Linked DNA regions of Homo sapiens: region 2 is linked to region 1. Evidence: read pairs that join two places in POLR2A ChIA-PET (ENCODE). Cell type or tissue: A673. All regions are shown on one strand. Links, peaks and the distances in the headings refer to the core of each region. The heading gives the core; the rest is flanking DNA. Region 1 holds the start of RBL1 (RB transcriptional corepressor like 1). Region 2 overlaps VSTM2L (V-set and transmembrane domain containing 2 like).

Region 1 (12,339 bases), core at 4,084-6,583:
CTTAAGGTCAGGACTTTGAGACAAGCTTGAGCAACATAGTAAGACCCTGTCTCTATAAAAAGATTTAAAAATATCAGTCAGGCATGGTGGCACATGATTGTAGTCTCAGCTACTTGGGAGGCTGAAGCAGGAGGATCATTTGAGCTGAGGAGTTTGAGGCTGCAGTGAGCTAAAAAGGTGCCACTGCACTCGAGGCCTGGGCAATACAGCAAGACTCGGCCTCTAAAAAAATTTTTTTTAATTAAAGAAAGGGACAAAGTGATTGTGGATTATATTCTTCAAAAATGGTAATGTCATAAAAGAAAAAGAAAGGCTGTGGAAATGTTCCTAATTACAGAAGAATAAATAGACATGATAAGCAAATGCAATACCTGATCCTTAATTAGAAATTGTACTTCCAGGAAAAAAAATGCCATAAAGAACATTATTGAATCAACTAACAAAACTAGAACAGAGTTAGCAGGTTAAATAAAATTATTTTATCAGTGTTAATTTTGCTGAAGTTGGTAGCTGTACTGTAGTTATTTAAAGAAATACACAGTGAAGTATTTTGGGGTAAAAGGCTACAAATGTATGCTACTTAGACTGAAATGGTTGAGGATAAAAAGAGAAAGATCTGGCTGGGAGTGCTGGCTCACGCCTGTAATCCCAGCATTTAGGGAGGCTGAGGCGGGTGGATCACCTGAGGTCGGGAGTTCGAGACCAGCCTGACCAAACATGGAGTAACTCCGTCTCTACTAAAAATACAAAATTAGCCAGGCGTGGTGGCACATGCCTGTAATCCCAGCTACTCGGGAGGCTGAGGCAGGAGAATCGCTTGAACCCAGGAGGCAGAGGTTGTGGTGAGCTGAGATTGCACCACTGCACTCTAGCCTGGGCAACAAGAGCAAAACTCCATCTCAAAAAAAAAAAAAAAAGAGAGAGAGAGAAAGATCTATATATTGAAGAAAGAAAAATCAAATGAGAAAGCAAATGGGATAAAATGTCAATAACAGGTGACTCTGAGTCAAGGGTATATGGGTATTGTCCTTTTCTTATTTTTGTAACTTCTCTGTAAGCCTAAAATTATTTCCAAATTTTAAAAAATTAATTTTAAAAAGTATAGCTAAAGATTCAACACAGAGGTTTCTAGCAGAATTTGAGAAAGGCAGAGAAAGAATATGAAAATTGGGAAAGGATTATCTATGTTATAACTTAGAATTAAATGAAGTCACACAGTGGCTCACGTCTATAATCCCATAGCACTTTGGGAGGTTGAGGTGGGTAGATCATTTGAGGTCAGGAGTTCGAGAACAGCCTGACCAACATGATGAAACCCCATCTCTACTAAAAAAAAAAAATACAAAAAATTAGCCGGGCTTGGTGGTGTGTGTCTGTAATCCCAGATACTCAGGAGGCTGAGGCATGAGAATCACTTGAACCCAGGAGGCAGAGATTGCAGTAAGCCAAGACTGTGCCACTGCACTCCAGCCTGGCTGGCACAGTGAGACTGCGTCTCAAAAATAAATAAATAAATAAATAAATAAAATAAAAATTAAATGAAGTCAAATGATCTCAAAACAAGAGAAAACTGATTCCAAAATTTAGAGCTTATATAACATTTAAAAACATCAAAGAGGTTTACCTTAATTTAGCTGAACGTAGTATTCTGGTAAGTGAAACACAGTTGCCTTCCATGATACCCTTTCCAACCGTGGGAATAATGCTTTTGCGGCATGCAACATATAATGAACATGCCAACCAGTGTGTAACTTCTCCCTGGCAAGCAAAAGACAAACAGCAAAACAGGTATAATATTATGTTAAAATGCTTTAATTCTAGAAACAAGAGATGTAGAATTATCTGGTCTCAATTTTCCTTATGTAGATAAAGGGCCAGAGAAGTGAAGATATTTGCCCAAGGTCACAAAGCTGTTAGTTGCAGTAATGGGTATAAAACTCCTTACTCTTAGTTCTGTGTTTTTACAACTATAACATGCTAAATTAATATTAATCTAAAGATAAAAGCCTGGCTTGGTGGCTCATGTTTGTAATCCCAGTAACTCGGGAGGCTGAGGTGCGAGTATCACTTGATGCCAGGAGTTTAAGACTAGCCAGGGCAACGTAGACTCTAAAAATGAAAATAAAAAAATTAGCCAGGCATGGTGGTGCTTGCCTGCAGTCCCAGCTACTTGGGTGGCTGAGGCAAGAGTATCGCTTAAGCTCAGGAGTTCAAGACTGCAGTGAGCTATGTTTGTGCCACTACATTCCAACATAGGCAGCTGAGCGAGATCCTGTCTCTTAAATCCTGTCTCTTAAAAAAAAAAAAAAGAAAAAAACTCTTTCACCTACACTCCAAATCTAATACAGGCATATGCCACATAACATCTTGGTCAACACTGGACCACATATACAATGGTGGTCACTTAAGATTATAATACTTGCCAGGCGCGGTGGCTCATGCCTGGGAGGCTGGAGCGGGTGAATCACTTGAGGCCAGGGGTTCAAGACCAGCCTGGCCAACATGGCAAAACTCCGTCTCTACTAAAAATGCAAAAAATTAGCTGGGTGTGGTGGCATGCACCTGTAGTCCCACCTACTTGGGAGGCTGAGGCAGGAGAATAGCTTAAACTCGGGAGGCAGAGGTTGCAGTGAGTAGAGATCGTGCCACTACAGTCTAGCCTGGGCAACACAGGGACACTCTGTCACACACACAAAAAAGATTGTAATACTGTATGTTCTAACTGTTCTATATATTTAAAAAATTATAATTTACTGTACCCCTTTTATGTTTAGATACACACATACTCACCATTATAGTTGCCTATAGTGTTCAGTACAGAAACATGCTGAACAAGTTTGCAGCCCAGGAGCAACAGGCTATATTAAACAGCCTAGGTGTATAGTAGACTACACTATCTAGGTTTGCATAAGTATACTCTGTGAAGTTCACACAACAAAATCACCTAATGTTGCATTTCTTAGACCATGTCCCTGTCATTAAGTGAAGCATGTCTGAATTACCAGAAGAGTTTTATTAAAATTTGTCAGCATGACTTTCTTGATTTTAAGAAATGGCCTTGATGATCCTGAAGTTTCTATCGTTTTTGCTTTATGTTTCTCTTTAGTGTGGCAGGGAAAGGCAAGAACAGAGTAAAAAGTTGGCAAGGGAGTCACACATAAAAAATTAATATTAATCTTACGCAACATGAAGGAGACTGTCATTTTTGTAAGGTAAACATTTGGGGATTTACCCCAAAACATGTCATCTTTAAAATACAGTCATATGCATTGCTTAATGACAGGGATATATTCTGAGAAATGCAACATTAGGCAATTTTGTTGTGCAAACATAGCATAGCCTACTAAACCTAGGCTATATGGTATGCTTATTGTTTCTAGGCTACAAACCTGTGGAGCATGTTACTATACTAAATACTGTTGGTAAATGTAACACAATAGTAATTATTTGTGTATCTAAACACAGAAAACATATAGTAAAAATAAAGTATGTGTGGTCCATCACTGACTGAAACATTCTGCAGCACACGACTGTAGTAAGCACGGCTCTTTATATTAGTAGATATCTCAATTTACAATGCCACAAAAAGGTGACATTTGGGAATTCAACAATTTTCTGCATTAGACTTCAGACATCTCCAAGCTAGAATCACTTCATGACTTCACTGCTGAAATACAATAGCTGAAGTTTAAGGATTAAGAATTACGGATAGGCCGGTGCGGTGGCTCACGTCTGTAATCCTAGCACTTTGGGAGGCCGAGATGGGTGGATCACCTGAGGTCAGGAGTTTGAGAGCAGCCTGGCCAATGTGGCGAAACCCCGTCTCTACTAAAAAATACAAAAATTAGCCAGGTGTGGTGGCGCACGCCTGTAATCCCAGCTACTTGGGAGGCTGAGGAAGGAGAATCACTTGAACCTAGGAGGTGGGGGTTGCAGTGAGCCGAGATCACGCCACTGCACTCCAGCCTGCGCAACGGGAGTGAGACTCCATCTCAAAAAAAAAAACAAGAATTACAGATAAAGGCCAGGCACAGTGGCTCATGCTCGTAACCCCAGCACTTTGGGAGGCTGAGGCAGAGGATTGCTTGAGCTCAGGAGTTCAAGATCAGCCTAGGAAACATAGTGAGACCCCCGTCTGTACAAAAAAGGAAAAAATTAGCCGGGTATGTGGCACGTCTGTAGTTAGAGCTACCTGGGGAACTGAGATGGGAGGATCATTTGAGTCCAGAAGGTTAAGGCTGCAGTGAGCTGTGACTGACCCACTGGACTCCAGCAAGGGTGAAAGAACGAGACTCTATCTCAAAAAAAAAAAAAAAAAGAATTACAGATGTAAATCTGATAGCACAACACAATAGTGTTCTTATACACTGTTCCACAGACTGTCTTTAAGACCAAACCCTAGAAGGATAAAAAGATTGATAAAAAGATTTCTTGCAATAATCTAAAAGGGGTGGGTAGAAATGGGTGGCCATCAATAAACCCAATGTTCCTACCCTGAAGGAATGAGAAGTCTTTTCTCAAAGCACTAAATGAGGCAGGTAAGCTTAAAGATGAATATTTTTACAAGCTTTGATTAATGAATTGCTTGGGAATAGGGTCTGGTCATGGTGGCTTACGCATGTAATTCCAGCACTTTGGGAAGCTGATGTGGGTGGACTGCTTGAGTTCAGGGGTTCGAGACTAGCTTGGGTAACACAGCAAAACCCTATCTCTACAAAATACAAAAAAATTAGCAGGACGTGGTGGTATGCGCCTGTAGTCCCAGCTACTCTGGAGGCTGAGATGGGAGAAGTGCCTGAGGCCCTTTTTTTGTCTCAAAAAAGAAAAAGAGAAAGAGTTGTTTGGGATTAGCATCCAAGTATTATAGAGCCTTTGGATACAGGCTACTAAATGAAAATTCTAGCAAGATGGTGAAAATATAAGTCCTAAAATTATTGTTTCGATTTTTTTAAAGACATTAAAGAATACACTGATTTTTATTTTACTTTTTAAAACAGGGTCTCACTCTGTTGCCCCAGGCTGGAGTGCAGTGGTACAATCAGGGCCACTGCAGTCTTGACTTCCCAGGAATGAGGGCCACTGCAGCCTCGACCTCCCAGGCTCAAGCAATCCCCCCACCTTAGCCTCTGGAGTAGCTGGGACTAAAGGCACATGCCACCACACCCAGCTAATTTTTGTAGAGATGGGGTTTCACCATATTGCCCAAGCTGGTCTCAAACTCCTGGGCTCAAGTGATCCACCTGCCTCAGCCTCCCAAAATGTCGGGATAACAGGTGTGAGCCACCATGCCCAGCCTATTTTATTTTGTGTAGAGATAGGGTCTCACTATGTTGCCCAGGCTGGTCTTGAACTTCTGGGCTCAAGTGATCCTCCTGCCTCAGCCTCCCAAAGTGCTGGGATTATAGGTGTGAGCCACTGTGCCTGGCCTGACTTTCTTTCCTTAAAAAAGTCAACTATTTTATTCCATGAGAATAAAATAGAATACAATTCTATTTGATAAAATCCTATTTCATAAAAATTCTATGAATTCTATGATATCAGAAACCATTTTTTGCATTTCTAAGGCCTACTTGCCAGGCCTTAGAAATACAAAAAATGTTTTCTGATCTCACAGAACTTCACATCTGGAGCTAAGAAGAGGAACAGATACTATCATTTATAATTGGTGAGATATACAAGCTATAAGAAGAACTGAAGATAAAGTGTTGTAGGAGAATATAGTGCAGTGAATAACTGATTTTGACTACAGTTTAGGGAAGGCCTCACAAAAGGAGACAAAATTTGTAAATCAATAAAAATGTAAGCAGGAGTTTGTCAGGTAGACTAGAGAGGGGTAGGGATTGGAGAAAGACTTCTTAGGAAGCATGAGATATATGAAAATGACTACTCCAAATACCTTTAAAAAATTGATTTTAAAAAAAGAGGAAAATAAACACTGGATAGAATAAACACAAAATTTCAGTTCATACATTTGTGCTTTCTAAAGCAAGCATTGGGCTGGGCTCGGTGGCTCATGCTTGTAATCCCAATGCTCTGGGAGGCTGCGGCAGAAAAATCACTTGAGGCCAGTTCAAGACCAGCTTGGGCAACATAGTCAGATACTATCTCCACAAAAAATTGAAAAATTAGCTGAGCACCGTGGTGCATGCCTATAGTCCCAGCTACTGGGGAGGCTGAAGCAGGAACATCACTTGAGCACAGAAGTTTGAGTTTACAGTGAGCTATAATTGCACCACTGCATTCCAGGCCTGGTCAAAAGAGCAAGACCCTGTTTCTTTCCATTTTTTTTTTTTTTTTGAGATGGAGTTACACTCTTGTGCAGGGTGGAGTGCAATGGCGTGATCTTGGCTCACTGCAACCTCTACCTCCTGGTTTCAAGAGATTCTCCTGCCTCAGCCTCCTGAGTAGCTGGGATTACAAGTGCACGTCACCATGCTCAGCTAATTTTATATTTTTAGTAGAGACGGGGTTTCACCATGCTGGCCAGGCTGGTCTTGGACCCCTGACCTAAGGTGATCTGCCCACCTCAGCCTCCCAAAGTGGTGGGATTACAGGTGTGAGCCACCGTGCGCCCGGCCAAGACCCTGTTTCTAAGGAAGAAAAAAAGAAAGAAAAAATAAATAAGTAGAGCAAACATTGAAGATGTCCTATTCAACTCTGCCTAACTAGAGATTTAGCTCTCAACTTTTCCTGGTGTTGGGGGTGAGGGGAAATATTCCAGGCAGAGGGAATGGCATGGATATACCACAAAACTGGGAACAAACTTGTCATATTCAAGAATCTGAAACAGGTGCATGCCTTGACCATAGTTTGACACAGTAAATGCTTATTCAATGACAGATGGTGTGACCTTGGGCAAGAGAGACCAAATCAGACCTAGGATGTCAGAAATGCTTTCTCAGGCTTTCAAAAATCAATCTGTTTTCAATTGAGACGCCATTCATTCTAATCTCCCTTACTTTCTTATTCTTCCCACAGCTCTCCAGTCATGCCACCCACGGATGTGGACCATTGTCCTTTACCCAGTCTATCCAGTTCTGAAGACACTTTTTTCAGGTACTACTCCTTCATATATAGGCACACATACAATCGACACTTTTCCAACTCTATGCCTTTGAACCCAGCAATTATTTCACTGGGTGGTGAGTCAGTGGTGCACCCTGGGAGTGGGTCCAGCGCCCTTGGCACATGAAAGCCTTTGAACATGAGGCCAGTGGTGCTACATGAAATACACTCCATCACAATTCTGTCTACACTGGGCTTATGCTCGTCTGGGTTTCTTTCTCTGTTTTTAGATAGAGTCTTGCTGTCACCCAGGCTGGAGTGCAGTGGTGTGATCTCCACTCACTGCGGCCTATGCCTCCTGGGTTTAAGCAATTCTCCTGCCTCAGCCTCCCGAGTAGCTAGATTACAGGCAGGCGCCACCACACCCAGCTAGTTTTTGTATTTTTTTAGTAGAGATGGGGTTTCGCCGTGTTGCCCAGGTTAGTCTCGAACTCCTGGCCTCAAGTGATCCGCCCGCCTTGGCCTCCCAAAGTGCTGGGATTATAGGCGTGAGCCGCCACGCCCAGCCTGGGTTTCTATATTAGAATAATCCTAGGCAAGACAACCTTCTGAGCCTTGCCATTATCACCTGGAAAGCAGTCTAATACTCATTGCCATGCCATGTTCACAGGGCTGTTGCGAGGATAAAATGCAAGAATGATGGGGAAAAAAATCAAGTAATTATAACTGACATTTGTTTTATTCAGAGCCAGACACTGATGCAAAGCATCAGGACGATGCTCTGACGGAGGAGGAAACGTAGGGCTGAGATCAGCTTCGTGTGCACATTGGCTTTGATCAAACTGCTGCACAGCGACCGGCAGCTCCACCCTGGTGAAGCAGAGGGTGGAGGTTAAACGGCTCAGACCCTGGGTCTGGCTCCATCTCTAACCGTGTGACCTTGGGCCTGTAGCTTAACCCGTCTAGGGCTCCGCTTCCTCTTGCGTGAAATGGGGATCACAGAAGGGGTTCAGACGGAACTGAGGGTCCATTTAAAGCTCTGGGCAGTGATGTCTTGGCATGCAGTTCATTTTCACTTTACCATTATATTTGTTCTTACTGATTTAAGGGCAGCACCATGACTTTTGTGGCGCTTGGCGGGGTAGAGGGAAGTGTGGTCAGGAAGCCTGGGGTCTGAGCGGCGCGGGACCTAGGCCGCTCCTTTCCTGAGCTTCAGTTTCCCGCCTCAAAATGATGGGTGGATTGGCTGAGCTACACCCACCTTTCCCGCCCCTCGGCGCTTGGCTGCGCAGCGACCCTCCTAGGTGGGGAAACTCCCACCACCCCATAGGCCGAGGAAGGGGCGGGGCAGGGGTGGGGCCTGGCGAGGGTAGGGTCCGGCCGCCCCACCTGCTGCCGCTCACCTCTAGGCTGTAGTTGCCTCGGATGGCAGTAAAGTCGTCCAGGGCTTCGGCCGCGCTCCCCTCGTCCAGGTTCAGCTCCTGGCACAGGGCCTGTAGCGCCTCCCCGGCTGCGGCGACCACCGCCGCCCCCTCAGCGTGGGGCTTGTCCTCGAACATCCCTTCAGGCCCCGCGGGCTGCGCGCCACGGCCCCCGACTTCTTTCTCCCTCCCAGGCGCGCTACCCACAACCACCTGCGCCAAAGCGCGCGAAAATCTGCAGCTGCGGGACGTGTTGTCATCCACCGTCTGCCTCCGCTTTTCTCCTCAAAAAAAGTCCGTTTTTCCTCCGGAGCTCCTAGCAGTCCCTCCCCGGAAATGTGATAAGAAGATGTACCTCAGATTCTGAAAGACCTGTCCTTGGCCCTTGGCTGGTCGCGGGGGGCCCAGCCGGCGGGACAGAAAAAGAGCGGAGGGATCCTCAGCCCGCGCGCAGAGCCTGCTGGGAGGTGTAGTCCATCTCTTGGGAGATGAAGCCCGCGGCCTCCCCCTGTCTTCCTGGTTAGGCTCTTGGGTTTTGGGGCAGGGCTGGGCTGCCTACTGCGAGGTGGCCTCGTGCAGCGTAGTGAGATGCCTCCTCTATCCACGGGCCCTGGGTTTGTCACTGTCCCTGGGCGCCAAACATAATCTGAGCTGTACCCCTTGAGTTAGGAGATGGAGGCTGGAAGAGAAAAAAGTAGCCCCTGGACGAAGAGGGGCCTCTTGGGACTCTCCCCAAAGTCCTAGTGCCCAGTGAGTGGTTCGCTAAATGACAGAGGGGAAGGATTGGTGACGGATATTAGAAGACGAATCCTCATCTCATGCTAGTCGCTAAAAGAGGCAGGCAGAGAAGACTGCAGTAAATGAGGCAGGAGAATAGGGTCTGGAGGCAGGGAACCTATGGCTGTTTCACGTGACTTCTTAGAACTAAATTGAAAGGAAAACCCCAACTTTCCACGCCTAAGTAACAAAAGAACCAGAGGCTGTTCCCTTGGACCTTTTCTGCATGGCAGATGGGAAATTGGCTGTCTGCAACAAATCACACTGAGCGCCTTCCAGTCTTTGTTTGCAACTTTGTAACTTCACTCCAGCCTCTGAACGGTTGCTGTCCACAACCAATCAGACTGATGGCGGGAGAGTCTTCCTTTGCATAGAAGTATAATTTTGTTAACTTCACCCTGGCCTCTGATTGGTTGCTTTCTGCAACCACTCAGACTGATTGTGGGCTACCACTTCAGTTACATCAAGAGAGCATAAAGTGGCCAATGGGAAACTTCTAGAGGGTATTTGGACCCCAGAAGATTCTGTGTCTGGGCCCTTGAGCTGCTGCGTGGGTTCGCTTCCCCACTATGGAGTGTACTTTTGTTTTCAATAAATCCCTGTCTTCGTTCTTTTGTTGTTCCATTATTTGCTTTGCCTGTAATCCCAGTACTTTGGGAGGCCGAGGCAGGTGGATCACTTGAGTCCAGGAGTTTGAGACCAGTCAGGCCAACAAGGCAAAACCCCGTCACTACTAAAAATATAAAAATTAGCTGGGCGTGTGGGTGCACTTGTGTAATCCTAACAACCTGGGCAACTGAGACATGAGAATAAAGAATCGCTTGAACCGAGGAGGCAGAGGCTGTAGTAAGCCAAGATTGCACCACTGCACTCCAGTCTGGGTAACAGAGTGAGACTCTGTCTCAAAAACAAACAACTGAGGACACATCTGTCAAACCCAGCCTCACCTGCATGCATTTAAAAAAACCAAAAATCAATATGCCCTTCCTTATATTGGTTTTATTTTTTCTTATTATCCCAGGACATGCCCATTTAACCCAAAATTGAGCTTTTCTGAATAGAAAATGAAGTATGGAAGGCCGGTTGCAGTGGCTCACACCTGTAATCCCAGCACTTTGGGAGGCTGAGGCAGGCGGGTCACCAGATCAGGAGATCGAGATCATCCTGGCCAACATGGTGAAACCCCGTCTCTACTAAAAATACAAAAATTAGCTGGGCATGGTGGCGGGCGCTTGTAATCCCAGCTACTTGGCAGGCTGAGGTAGAAGAATCGCTGGAACCTGGGAGGCGGAGGTTGCAGTAAGCCAAGATCGTGCCACTGCACTCCAGCCTGGTGACAGAGCGAGACTCCGTCTCAAAAAAAAAAAAAAAAAAAAGAAAAAAGAAAATGAAGTATGGGTAGTGAAATAGATTTACTCTGCCCTTCAGTTTTGAGCCAGATACACATGAAGGTTGTTTCTATTTTGATCCCATTGTGTGATAGCCTCTATGATTAGCCTCCCTGTTGTGGTTTAATATTTCAGAGTTCTCCCAAAGCATGTGGTTGGAACCTGATTATGACCTTTAGGGATTCCAAGACTAAAAAGATTATAGTGTGTACCCTTCCAAATGTAATTCAAAATATATGCAATTCTAAATCACAAAATAAGTGTAAGAAAGTACAAGAAAGTTCTAACTAATTTTCCCAAGATGTCTCATTTTGAAATTCTTAAATTTTTTTTTCTTTTTTTGTCCTCCAGCTTTGCTATGCCCTAAGCAGAAAATCAGTCTGCACTTGCCCCTCTCAGGACAAACTGCTTGTCTAACCTTCTATTAAAAAAAAAAAAAAAAAAAAAAAAAGCAGTTGATATTTGTGGGGGAGGGGCAAGACCTGACCTCACCATTCTTTTTTTTTTTTTTTGAGACAGAGTCTCACTCTGTCACCCAGGCTGGAGTGCAGTGGCAAGATCTCAGCTCACTGCAACCTCTCCCTCCTAGGTTCAAGCAATTCTCCTTCCTCAGCCCCCCAAGTACCTGGGACTACAGGCACACGCCACCATGCCCGGCTAACTTTTTTTTTTGCATTTTTAGTAGAGACGGGGTTTCGCCATGATGGCCAGGCTGGTCTTGAACTCCTGACCTCAGGTGATGCACCCGCCTCAGCCTCCCAAAATGCTGGGATTATAGGCGTGAGCCACCATGCCCAGCTGGACCTCACCATTCTTAATGTTCTTTTTCCTTGGAGGAAAAACTAAAGTGGTGATCTTTAAGCTGGTTCTGCACTGTGGAAGTAGTGCATTACAAAGATTAATAAAGCCTCTCTACCCACAGAAGGGGGAAAGGATTTGCATACAATCTTAGAAAAGCAAATGTAAATGGCTTTTAGATGTGAAAAGATGCCCAACTTTCTTTCTTTCTATTTATTTATTTATTTATTTATTGAGACGGAGTCTCACTCTTGTTGCCCAGGCTAGAGTGCAATGGAGAGATCTCGGCTCACTGCAACCTCTGCCTCCTGGGATCAAGCAATTCTCCTGCCTCAGCCTCCCGAGTAGCTGGGACTATAGGCGTGTGCCACAACGCCAGGGTAATTTTTGTACTTTTTAGTAGAGACGGGGTTTCACCATGTTGGCACAATGGTCTCAATCTCTTGACCTCGTGATCCCACCCGCCTCGGCCTCCCAAAGTGCTGGGATTACAGGCGTGAACCACTGTGCCCGGCCCCAACCTTTCTAATAGGAAAAATATATATACAAGTTTAAACCGGTATAAAACCATATTTTAATCTATTCAATTGTCAAAAATCCAAAAGTTTGAAAATGTTCTAGTGACTCCCCATTTCTTTCAGGGTTAAGCCAAGCTCCTTGTCCTGGCCTACAAGGCACTAAGGGTCTGGTGGTCCCCTGTCTAACTCTGCCTTCATTTGCTACTCTCTCCTTTCTCACCCTACCGTAGTCATACTTGTGATTCCTTTTGGCTACCTTTTTTTCCTTTAATTTTGAAAAATGCAAACTCAATTTTTTATGTAGTTGTTAACCCCAATGTTTAAAAAAAGTAAAGCATTTCATCCAAATTACTAACTAAAAGATAATAGCTAAGAATACCTGAACCAGATATCAAAGAATTGGGGGTAATGGGGGCCGGGCATGGTGGCTCA
Region 2 (12,339 bases), core at 6,486-8,985, 820 kb after region 1:
AGGCCCTTGTCCTCTTCCTCTCCACACCCAGCCCTATACCACTGGAAAGGTCCTTGGGGGCAGAAGACCTTGTTTCTTGAGAACTGGTCGCCTGGGGCTGCAGCCTCCCAGTTGGGCGGGTGGCACCTGGTGGAAGCCCCTCAGAGCCACCGGAGTAGTTGGGGTTGCTGCTTGCAGCCAGAGGCATGGGAGTGGGAGTGGAAGTGGAATGCCGGGTGCTTTTGTCTGCCTCTGGGGATGGGCAGGAAGCCGTGCCATCCTTCCATAGGGTACCCCCATCCTCATCCTCGGCCCTAGAGGACTGAAATGTGGGAAATCTCAACTCCAGCCGCTGTGGAAGCCGGGGAGCAGACAAGCATTCCCAGCACTGGCTGGCTGAGTGTCAGAAGCTCCTGCTAGCCCCGAAGGAGCCCAAGTTGGCAGCAGAGTTGGACTGTATGAGCCCGGCAGCTGTGGGGGCTCCCCCTGACCCCTGTGAGCCTGGCTCTGGGATGGAGGCTCGAGCATAGATGAAACCAAAGGAGACCTTTCTTCCATGCAGCCCTTCACTAGACAGGCTGACAGCCTTGTTGGGGAGGCTGCAGCCCCAGTGCTGGGCACTGTGGGCCCAGGGCTGTGGGGAGGTTTGCACAAAGGCCAGATAATTGGATGATTTATTCTGATGGGAGTGAGTGGGGGTAAGGCAGGGTAGATAATCAGGGAAGGTTTTGCTGGGGTATGACACATGAGTGGGATTGCTCCAGTGGAGAGGGGGGCTTCGAAGCCATCCTCAGGGTCTCTGCTTTTTGGGAACCATGACTCCCCGCCCCCTTCTGCCTCACCATGTTTGGTAGTAACTGCTGTGTGCATCATTTACATACCCTTCATGCCCCTCACCTCATTTCTACCGACCTGGCTAGAGCGGTGGTAAATAAGGAAAGGGTTCTTTTGATCCTCAACTTACAGATAGGGAAACCAAGGCTCAGAGAGGTGAAGGAAGTTGCCCAAGGTCACACAGTAAGAGAGTGACTGAGCCAGGACAGGCCCCAGGGTCTGTCAGGCAAAGACAGCGCTTTTTTCCAGGACATTCATCTCCCTGTCAGATTCCCTCCCATTCTAGGGAAACTGGGAATTCCTCCCTCTCCACCCCTCCTCTCCTCGCTCCGCTCAGTCCCTTGGCACAGTTGGAACTTACACTAGGAGGGGTTTCCATGGAGGGCCTTCCCTGAGTTTGCAGTCCCGAGGGGTATGAGGAATGGGACTCTGAGGCTTATGGTCGTTCTGTCCCTAGAGCACCAGACCCCAGGGACTTGGGTGCCAGTCTGTTATTCCCAAGGCCCCAAGGTGGCTCCCCCCCATAGAAAAGCAGGGTCTGTCTGCCCTTTGTGTGACAGTCTCTACCTGTCCCCTGGTGCCAGGTAAGCTGAGGGGGCACAGCTCTGCCCAACCAGCTGTAATCTCCCCTCTGCACCCTGGAAGGTCAAGCTAAGGCCCAGGACAGGGGCTAGATGAGAAGGAGGCACCCCTAGTTGCTGGGGAACCTGGCTTCTCTCCTGAAACCCCCGTGTGGCTCTGGGCAAGTGAGCCACCCCTCTGGGTCTCCCTGTGTCCCTAAAGAAACAAAGAAGCCAGGCTGCTCTGCAGGGGCCAGGCTGCCTTCCCCCGACATTGCCAGGTTCAAAGTCACCAAGTAGTGACTGCCGAGGAGCCCCCACAGCTGCCCCTCTGCCGTGCCAAGCACCCGCCACCACAGGAAGGGTTTGGAGCCACTCACTTAATCACAAAAAGAAACTGTTATTAATGATAGTGAGACGCGGCGAATAAGTGGGTCATGTCTAATAAGCTATTTGTGTTCAGGAGGAGAATACCAATTTGATAAAAGCTGTGTGTGCTGAAAAAGCTCAGAAATTGCTGTTTAGCAGATTGGGGCCTGATCATTTCATTATTCCTGGGCTCCGTGTGTCCTCAGCTGATTCAGGAAATGTGGCCCAGTCGGGAAGGTGTCTCTGTGTCTGGGGGTGGGGGGTGGGGGCTGGAAGCAGGGGCTCCTGGGGAGGGGCACATTGACCCCAAGTGCTTGGTGGCTGCTCACCCCTCCAACTCCATCTGAGCCCAGCCCGGCCGCCGGGCTCCTGCCTTCCACCTGCCTGCCCTGGAGCTTGTCACAGGGAAAGCCTGCGGTCAGATGGGTCAGAAAGGACATCTGTTTTGCTTCCCATCTCCCTCCCACCTCCACTCAAGGTACTTGGAAGAGGGCTTTTTCGAGGTGTGAGGAATGAATGGGGAGCATGTATCTCAAGGAGGCATCAGGCACTGGGAGGTGGGGTGGTGATGGTCCGTGTCTGCACCTAGTAGGTGCTCAATAAACAGGAGTGATTTTGATTTTTTCTTATCAGAAAATGTTAACTCATTGCCCATGGGCACAGCAGGGATGGGAGGAAAAGGTGCAAGCATTGATGAAATGCCTACTGTGTGCCCCGTGCTGCCAAGCCCTTGCCAGTGTTAACTCACTCAGGCTGACCATTCATGCAAGGTTGGTGTTGGAGATAGGAGGAAACTGAGGCTCAGAGAGGGCCAGTGACTTACCCAAGGGTGCTGAGTCTGTACAGAGAGCTGGAAAGCTGTGTTTAAGATGAAGATGCATCTGGCAGCTCTGGGACTGCCTCCTCCAGAACAGCCTTGAGGCAGGCTTGGCCATGGCGTCTTCCTTCTTGTAGCCGTAACCCAAGCTTTCTCCCTTCTAGCTCCTCAGGGAACCAGTAAAGCAGTGGGTTCCACCAAGAGGAACCAGCCACTCAGAAAGGTGGCAAGATCTTGCTGAGGATACCTGTAGGTTAGAAACAGGCAGCTGGACTGGACCCCAGGATCTTTCCAGATCTTGTCCAGGGGAGGGATCCAGAGGGCAGGGTCTTTGTGAAGATCTCTGTAGACCCCTACAGCTTGCAGAGGACCCCTACAGCTTGCAAGAAGCCTCACATGGCAGAGTCCCCCAGGGAATTTTTTACAATGCAGATCCCCCAAACCCGCTGCCAGAATGGTTATTTGATGGGACCCTGGAATGTACATTTTATTATTATTTTTTAATTTCTCTTGAGACAAGATCTTGCTCTATTGACCAGGCTCGAGTGCAGTGGCACAATCTCAGCTTACTGCAACCTCTGCCTCCTGGGTTCAAATGATCCTTTTACCTCAGCCTCCGAGTAGCTGGGAGTGACAGGCATGTGCTACCACCCTCAGCTAATTTTTAAATTTTTTGTAGAGATGAGAGCTCATTATATTGCCTAGGCTGGTCTTGAACTCCTGGGCTCAAGCCATCCTCCCTCCTCGGCCTTCCAAAGTGCTGGGATTACAGGCATGAGCCACCGCATCTAGTGGAATCTGCATTTTAATAAGTTCCCCAGAGGATTCTCATGCAGCCTGGGATTTGGAAGCCACTGCCTAAGTATTTACCCATACCTGGTGGGAGATGTAGGGACAGGAAATGTCTGACGCTATGGACTGGCTTGGTTTGGTTTCACAGGGGAGGGAGAGGTCCAGACAGGGGCAGGTGGATGGTCCCTGAGAGGAGCTCCAAGAAGCCTCACACTGCAGCAGACAACTCCCCTCCCACCCCCACCCTGCCACACACACACACCCCTACACACACACACACCCACACCCACCCCTAGGCCAGCACCTTCAATTATTCATATACCCCAGTGCAGACAAAGATCCTGGCTTGGCCGGGGGCTTTGTCCATTGAGTGATTCACTGTCCTGAGATTCTCTCTGTTGCCAGGAGGGACCAGCAGGGTGCTGGGGGAGGGAGGGGGCACCGGGCCATTTGGCAAGCAGCCTGTGCACTGAAAAATGACTCTGGCTTCCTCGCATTCCTTACTGAACTGTTGGTATCTCACCATCAATAAGCTGGCTAGTTTGGTGGCTGGAAGATGAAGAAAATTGAGTCCTGTCTTCCAAAGGTTATGATGTTAAAAATGTGTTCGTCTTTGTCTCGGGCGTTGGTGATTATTCTATCAATTACGCCTGTAAACACTCTGCCTTGGGCTGAGGGTTTCCCGGCCTCCTGTGGGGAATTGGCCCTCACAAGCGGTTTTCCCCAAGTCCTTCACACCAATTGGTTTTGACACCTTGCCCATCAGCAGCTCCTGCAGCCTTTTCCCCAAACAAGAGAAGCCGCAGGCGGCCAGCAGGACGCAGGGAATTTGGCTCCTTGCCATGGTGACAGCAAGGATGGTGGGCAAAGTCGCCTGCGGCAAACAAGTGGGCAGGGTGAGGGGAGTCGGGTAAGTGACCCCTTCTGATCCACCGGCTGTGGGGGCAGGAGATGGAGCTTTTGGAATGAATCATGGAGGCCCCTTGGGACCATCGTCCCAAGCCTCTCTCTTACAGATGAGAAGACAGAGACCCAGGGGCAAGGGAGAATTTGCCCAGAATTGCCCTGGAGGGTACTTCTTGGCTTTTGGGATTACCTCATCCAACTCTGTACAAATGGAGAGATTGGCTGGGCACGGCGGCTCATGCCTGTAATCCCAGCACTTTGGGAGGCTGAGGTGGGTGGATGACTTGAGCCCAGGAGTTTGAGACCAGCCTGGACAACACAGTGAGAACTCATCTCTACAAAAAAATAGCCAGGCATGGGTACGCACCTGTAGTCCCAGCTACTCAGTAGGCTGAGGCGGGAGGATCACGTGAGCCCAGGAGATGGAGGTTGCAGTGAGCTGAGATCGTGCCACTGCACTCCAGCCTGGTTGACAAAGTGAGACCCTGTCTCAAAAGTAAATAAATAGATAAAAATAAAAAGAGGAGAGATAAACATATGGAAGCAAGTGTGTGTTGAGTGCCATGCCAGGGCCTTGAATGGTATCATCTCATTCAATTCTAACGAGAACTCCAAGAGGAAAGACTGTTTCGGGCCCACTGTTTAGATGAAGAAAATGAGACTCGGGGAGGTTAAGTGGCTTACCCAAGGTCACACACCTACCAAGTGTCAGAGGCTGGACTTGAACTGAAGAATCTGGCTTCAGGGCTGGGAGTCCAAGGAAAGAGGAGGAAGAGGCCCACGTCACACAGAGGGGAAGAGCAGGGCTGGGACTTGAGGCTTGGCTCTGGGGTGGAAGGAGTGCAATGGCCTCCGCATTCCACACCCAGGAGGGCGAGCAGCAGTGGGAACAGAATGCTATCCCAGCGACCCTCCAACTTCCCTCGATTTTCGAAAGCATGGGGAGAGTGTGTAGTGTGAACAGCGGCACAGGTGCCCACGTGAGAGTGTTTGGCCATCACCTTGGACTTTGGGGACCAAACCAGCTGCTGATGGTGTTGTGGGAAGACTCTCTCAGTCCTGAAAGGAGTTTGGGGCCCGCTGGGCACACTGGGGTCAGATTCCCTTGTGTCCTGGGACCCAGGACAATGCCCGGCCCAGGGAGGTGGCAGGGAATGAATGAATGGATGACGAGGAGGACGAAGCAGGGGATGAGGTCTGAATTCTTAAAGCTTTGCTCATTCCAAGTCAATATATTTTTAAACATTCAAATGATTTTAATTTCTTAAGGAATCTATGTTTATAGGGGGAAAAAATCACAAAATTGGAGCCCCCTCCTTATCCCTGCTGAGCAGAGCAAGGACATCCTGGAGTGGGCAAGGCTGATGGCACCTTGCAGTGGGTGGGCCCAGGCTCTGGCCTTGGGGTGCATATGTGATGCTGCAGCCATGAGGATGGGGGAGTCCAAGGGTCGCGCCCTTCTCCCCTGACCCTGATGAGGCACTTGCATCAGAAAAAGCAGCAGTGGTCCAGCTGGGGAAGAAATCTGCTCCTCTCCTAGCTGCTGGTCCTGGGGTCCAGAGCCCACCCAGCTGGCTCCCCCTGGTTCCCACTGCTCCAGAGAAGTGAGGTGGCAGTGGGGAGGCAGAGAGGGGCTGCTGCTCCTCCAGGTTCCCTTCTCACAGCCAGGCCTCCCTTCCCTTCCTTGAAGCCATCAGGGCGTCCCTGGGACTCAGCTCCACTTCACCCCCAGTTTCAACCCTCTTCAAAACCCCCCAGGGCCCGCAACAAGATTGGGTCCTACCGGAGAGATGATTTTAGGCAGAACCTAGAGAAACCTCTTACATTTTAATAGTTAAGCATTTATTTTAATGTGTACTGAAAAAATATAACTAGCACATCAAAACTGTGATTTCACACATATGATTGCTTAGGATGAGACTAATGGGGGTATTAAAAAATGGTGGGTTAGTTTATAGAAAAACATTAAGGACATAATAGCGCAGGCGGTGCGTGGGCATGTCCGTGGGGATCCACAGTGTGGACATGACTTGGAGACCCGGGGGCATCCAACAGGCTGCCCTGTCACACTGCATGCTCCATACTCTTCATACTGGGAGCTACTGGCCTAATGAGGCTGCTGCCATGTTTGGGAAGCTTGGTCATTCATTCATTCTTTTATTCATTCAACAAATATCAATTGGGCACCTGTCATGTGCCAGGCTCTTTTAGCCACTGGGAACTTATCAGTGAAGAAGACAGCTAAGGTTCTTGCTCTCTTAGAGTTCTCAGTCTAGTAGGGGAGACAGAAAACTGAACCCATAAAGAATATGTAAGTATAGAGCTGGGTGCGGTGGCTCACACCTGTAATCCCAATGACTCAGGAGGCTGGGGCTGGAGGGTCACTGGAACCCAGGAGATTGAGACCAGCCTGGACAACATAGTGGACCCTGTCTCTCAAACAAAAAAAATACAGAATTACCCAGGTGTAGTGGCTCATGCCTGTGGTCCCAGCTACTTGGGAGGCTGGGGTGGGAAGATCACTTGAGCCCAAGAGTTCAAGGCTGCAGTGAGCTGTGATTGCACCACTGCACTCCAGCCTGGGTGACAGAGTGAGACCCTGTCTCTTAAAAAAAAAAAAAAGAAAAAGAAGAAGAAGAAGAAGAATATATACGTATTGTGATAAGATTTAAGAAGCTGGGGCCGGGCGCAGTGGCTCACACCTGTAATCCCAGCACTTTGGGAGGCCGAGGCGGGTGGATCACAAGGTCAGGAGTTCAAGACCACCCTGGCCAAGATGGTGAAACACCATCTCTACTAAAAATACAAAAATTAGCCGGGCATGGTGGCGGGCACCTGTAATCCCAGCTACTCGGGAGGCTGAGGCAGAGAATTGCTTGAATCCAGGAGGCGGAGATAGCAGTGAGCCTAGTGAGACTCCATCTCAAAAAAAAAAAAAAAAAAAAAAAAGCTGGGATGATATTAAACACAGAAACACAGAGAAGGACACTCACCTGTGGGGCAGGGAGGGTACCCAGTAGTGAGCTCCCTGTCACAGGAGGTGTGCAAGCTGAGCCCTACCCGTTATTAGCTGGGGATATTAGTGAGGAGATTTCTGCCTTATTTCCCAAAGGAGCAAAGACTGTTGAAGTAGGCAGAGCAGCCAGAACACAGCGGGCGGCTAATAAAGATCCGTCACACGGCAATTTAGTGTGTGCTGGCACAAGGGCCCAGGTGGGTGGAGCCCCCAACGCCGAGGATGCCCTGGCCCTACCCAGGGGTCATGGCAGGGATGGGGCCTTCTCTGTCCCCTGTGTTGAGGCGTGGGGGACAGTGGCTCCTCGGTGACTTCACTTCAGCTCTTAAAGTGCCAGGATGGGGAGAGGGGCTGGGGTAATGCTGTTTTTTGTCTACTATACTCCCCTCTCCCCCACCCTGTGCCTGCCTTGCTGGGTGACTTGGCATGTCCCTGCCCCTCTCTGGGCCTCAGTTTCCCCACTGAACAATGGTGAGTTTGCTTGAGCTCCAAGCCTGTAGAATTCTTCCATCTGTATACTTAGAAACCACATCTTTTGTCCTGCAGCCAGCATGTATGTGCGTGTATGTGTGTGTGTGTGTGCATGTGTGTATGTGTGCGGGTGAGGATGGAGCTGGTGGGAGTGGTAGGATTCCATCAGCACCTTAACTCTCAGTGGCCTGCAGGCATCTGCGGACCAAACAGCAGCCAGCGTTCATCAAGAACTCTGTGTTTTCATCACTTCCCCTGCCTCCTCCCATTTACTCCCCACCATGCTAGGAGGCGGGCCCTCCCATTTTACAGAGGAGGACACTAAGGGGCGTGGTGCGACTTGCCTGAGGACACACAGATGCTGAACAGCAAAGCCGGGCTTGAGCCCAGCTTGTGGGACGACAGAGCCAGAGTTCGTAGCCTGCGCATCTGTCTGCTCCTGGCTGCCAAGCTGTGTGTGTGGGCAGGTGCTTTGTTCTGGAGCAGCGCTCCTGGCTTGGTCAGATTCTCACAGGGGTCAGTGATGCCAAAATGCTGAGAATGCCCTGTTCTGGCTACAAGCACATGGCTCCAAAAGTCTAGGCTCTGCGTCTGGGTCCAGCACTGTTAGTGGGAAGCAGTGGGGCTCTGGGGGCATGTGTGAGACCCTGTGTGTTCCTGCCTGGGGGTTCTGGTGGATGGAGCGGTGTTTCTGTCTGACTGTGTGGGTGCGGGCTGTGTCTGGGGGGTGACTGTGTGTGGTTGAAGGGGCAGTGCAGGCTGAGAGGGAGCCTGGGGGCAGGTCAGGGCTGGGCTGGTGCCCTCTGCCCTGTGCCTGTTTGCCTCAATACCAGCCTTCCCTGCCACCTGCACACTGGTGCCCTTGGAGGTGAGGCTATGGGAGCATCTGGAAGGTTAGAGCAGGAGTCAGAGCCGGGAGAGGGGGCCTTTCTCCAGCAAGCTACCAGCGAGCAGGGCAGCAGTGCCCACCCGTACCTGGGAAGTGCCCTCCACCGGCCCCTTACTCTCTGGATCTCTCTCTCTCCCTGCCCTACTGCTCTCTGGGTCTCTCTCTTTCTCTCTCCCCCTCTCTCTCTGGGTCTCTCTGATCTTTATCTCTTTTCCTCTCTATCTCTGTCTTTCGATCTCTTTCCTCTTTCTTTGCTCCTTTGTGTCTGTTGGATCCATCTTCCCCTCTCTTCTCACCGCCCCCACCCATTCCTTCCTTTCTCTCGGGTATGCACACAGCTCTCTTCGATGACATCTCAGGATTACACATACATATATTCCGTATATCATGGTGACACCCACACAGAGCAGGCACTCAGTAAATGTCAGGTGAATGAATGAGTGAGTGACCAAATGGCAAAGCTGGAGGGGACACTGACGCTTGTCTACACTGGTGGTTACTAATTTTTTTGGAAGTCACACTCCTCTTAAGAAGCTTATGGAAACTATGGATTGTTTCCTCAAAAAAATGCCACAGAGTTTTGCCCACAAGCTTCAAAGGGTTTTTTGAGGCCCCCAAAGCCTGTCTCTGGCCCCAGGCAGAAGTAGCCTTTGTTTCACGGGTGAGGAAACTGAGGCCCAGAGAGCAGTCAGGGCTGGCCTTGGGACATGGGACAAGTCTGTGGCAGGGACAGGCTTGGATCCTGGAGTCCTTTCTCTCTCCCTGCAGCCCTCTCATGCGAGCTGGGTGGGAACGAACTTCATTCACTTTTCCTAAGTCCTTGGTAAGCATACTCAGAGAGCTGGGGTCAGGAAGAGATAATGGGGGACTCTTCAGGATCCCAGGGAACAGTGCATAGGCAGGTGGGCCAAGAGAGGGAGGTCTCTAGAGGGAGCTCACTGTGTCCTAGAGCAGTCAGGGGAGACTTCCTGGGGGAGGCAGGTTCCTTCTGGGCCTGTATCCAGGGACTGCTGGGGCTGAGAGGGGACTCCAGAGGCCAGAGTGGAGCTGCGCCTGGCTGCCTGGGTCTGGCAGAGGCCTCGTGGAGAACCATGTGCATGTATTTAGAAAAGCAGGCTGCAGCTGGAACCTCCAAGAATCGGCTCTGGAGTTTGGTCTTACCCCTGGAGAAGGGGGCAGCCCTGGAAGCCTTCTGAGTGGGGAGGGCGCACGGCCAGGTTGGCGTCGGAGTGGGTTGGCCGTGGTGAGTGGAGATGGGGAGCTGAAGCAGGACTTGGGGCTGGATGCGGGCGTGCACGGACAGGAGAGGCTGCTCCCGGGAAGGCGCTGAGTTTGGTGTGAGCCTTGCTGAGTTTGTGGTTCATGGGATGCTGGGGCTGGCCGGTATCCAGGGAGGGTGGGAACGTGGGATCAGAAAAAGAGGGAATTGTGTGTGTGTGTGCGCGCACGAATGTGTGTGTGCGTGTGTGTATGTGTGTGGTGTGTGTGCATATGTGTGTATGTGTGGTGTGTGCATGTATGTGTGTGTATATTGTGTGGTGTGCATGTATATGTCTATGTGTGTGTATATCTGTGTATGTGTGGTGTCTGTGTGTATATGTGTGGGTGTGTGGGTGTGTGCATCTGTGTGTATGTGTGTGGGGTATGGGTGTATGTGTGCATGTGTGTGGGGTGTTTATATATGTGTGTGGGTGTATGTGTGGGTGTGTGTATGTATGTGTGGGTATGTCTGTATATGTGTGTATTGTGTGTATGTGTATGTGTGTGTGTATTGTGTGTATGTGTGTATTTTGTGTGTGTGTATTGTGTGTATGCGTGTGTGTTGTGTGTGTGTGTACACTGGCCTCCTTTCTAGTCCTTGCACACACCAAGTTCCTTCCAGACCTTTTCTCTCCCTGGCTGTTCCCTCTGCCCCTCGTGCTCTCTTCCCGTCTCCCGGCTCCTGGCTCCCCTGTGCTCCACGGACCCCTTAGAGAAGCCAGAAGCACATGACCTGTCAGAGCCGCATCGCACGGCCCGCAGCAGGCATCGGGCTCCCATTCAACACGCCCACCTTGCAGAGGGGAAAACTGAGGCTTAGAGAGGCGTGGTGAGCTGGGGCCCCACACCTAGTTCAAAGCAAGGGTGCAGAGCCCAACCCTATGTTCCCCCAGCCCGGCATTTTAAGGGTGTCTCTTGGGATGGGGGTGGGGTCTTGACTGACCCCTCCTTCCTCAGAGCCCCCAGGCTGGGGCCCGAGGTGGGGAAGGCGGAGAGCTGACGGCGGGGTGTCTGTTTTGCTTTGTGAGGTTTTAAAAAAATCATTTCCGGCGTTGAAGGCGGCGGCAATTAGGGCCTGCTCGCTGGGGAGCTGTTTGCCGCCTGTCGTCGGTCCGGGAAAGGGTCCCTAATGGAGGCCCGGCGGCCAGAGCGCAGGATAGTGGAAATAGTGCTCAAAACAAAGCTTCACTAATGGTCTCCCGGCAGGCAGCGGAGGAGAGGGAGGGGCGGTCGGACAGCGGCTGAGGGCCCCTGGGACAGGGCCCAGATCCACCAGCTCCTCTCTCCATGGCCCTCAGACACCCTCCAGCTAGTGCGGGAAGCCCCGGGCCCCACCCGCGCTGCTGCCTTCTTGCTCTGTGCTCTTGGCCTGTGAAATTCCCTCCCAGGCTCTGGGAACACTAAGCGCCAAGGTCCTGGGGTGGGGCCCAACCCCTTCAGCCATGAATTCTCTGGTTCTAGAATAGCCCTAGGGTTTAATAAGTCCAAGGGGCCCGGAGCCTTGAAGAAGGAGGAGCTTCTTCAAGTAGAGCCAGGCTACGTGAGGAGGTGACAGGAGAGCAGCCTGATCCTGTCCGGGAGCCCACTGTGTGCCTGCGTGATGTCACTGCAGCACCGCTCACAGCACCCATTTTACAGATGAGGAAACCGGGCTAGAAGCTCAGAGATTCACCTACCTTGAGGAGGTGCAGTTGGGTTGAAATCCAGGTCAGCCTGACTCCGGAGCCCACATATTTACTGTTGCTTCCTTGAATTTCGCAGACACGATTGGGCAGGGGTGGCAGGGGCTGGGGCTGGGGCATGTACTAGGTCCTGGGTGGGGGGTCAGGTTTGACCGAGGCCAGGTTCTGGTCAGGGTGGGGCCACCACCACCCTACCCACTGGGCACCCTCAGAGCCTCTGTTCTGGAACATCCCAAGTGCCTGCCTCCATCTGTCCCTGTCCGTTGGTCTCTGCCTCCCCTTTTGCCCCGTCCTTCATGTCCCTGGCCCTCCTGCCTCCACCCTCAGCGCCCCTTACAGCCCTCACTGTTCTTTCTCCTCAGTGGCTCTGAGGCTGCTCCTTTCTGGCGTGCTGGAGCAAATCCATCCCTGTGATTGATGCAGCCTCCTTTGCTTCCCCCACTTCTTCCCTCTTAGCCCCTCCCGGCAGCAGAGGATGGCTATGCGCCTCGGCTTTGGGATCTGACACTAAGGCTCAAATCCTGCCCCGCTCCAGCCTCTCTGAGCCTCGTTATGCATCCGTGCAATGGGCTCACCCCACTAGCTTTGCAGGATGTACTGGGGAGAATGAAAATAAATGGTATCGGTAGAGACGTCGGGACGCCTGTGTGCCTGCTCCCGGCTCCTGGCTCCCTGCCCCCGCCCCTGCCCTATCTCTGGCTCCCTGAACACTCCCGCGCTTGCCTCCCTCCCTCCCACCTGCTCTCACTCCTTGTGGCCCAGAC

Evidence for each region. Peaks named below come from ENCODE experiments on the same cell type or tissue, not always from the same donor. Only the 100,000 strongest peaks of a DNase experiment are listed, where the experiment ranks them.
Region 2: POLR2A ChIA-PET joins it to region 1 with 6 read pairs; 1 of 35 experiments calls an interaction of 5 or more read pairs at or near these places.

What each region holds. Positions count from the first base shown.
Region 1 is chr20:37,087,365-37,099,703 of GRCh38, forward strand. RBL1 (RB transcriptional corepressor like 1) reads right to left here and starts at 8,633. Exons shown (of 22, transcript NM_002895.5): 1 at 8,409-8,633; 2 at 1,625-1,758. The coding sequence starts at 8,564. RefSeq lists enhancers at 7,992-8,091, 8,325-9,001, 8,652-8,921, 9,042-9,091 and a silencer at 8,362-8,421. In A673, for the core only: no CTCF peak of the experiment used is centred there; no DNase peak of the experiment used is centred there.
Region 2 is chr20:37,904,054-37,916,392 of GRCh38, forward strand. The region is part of intron 1 of VSTM2L (V-set and transmembrane domain containing 2 like); the gene reads left to right. It overlaps LOC124904896 (a long non-coding RNA gene), which reads right to left. Exons shown (of 3, transcript XR_007067576.1): 1 at 11,570-12,339; 2 at 2,566-2,806. Among named protein-coding and RNA genes, the nearest start is that of VSTM2L, 7.1 kb to the left of the region's middle. RefSeq lists enhancers at 5,252-5,752, 10,160-11,007, 11,008-11,855. In A673, for the core only: no CTCF peak of the experiment used is centred there; DNase peaks (open chromatin) are centred at 7,418 and 8,038; H3K27ac peaks cover 1,610 bases.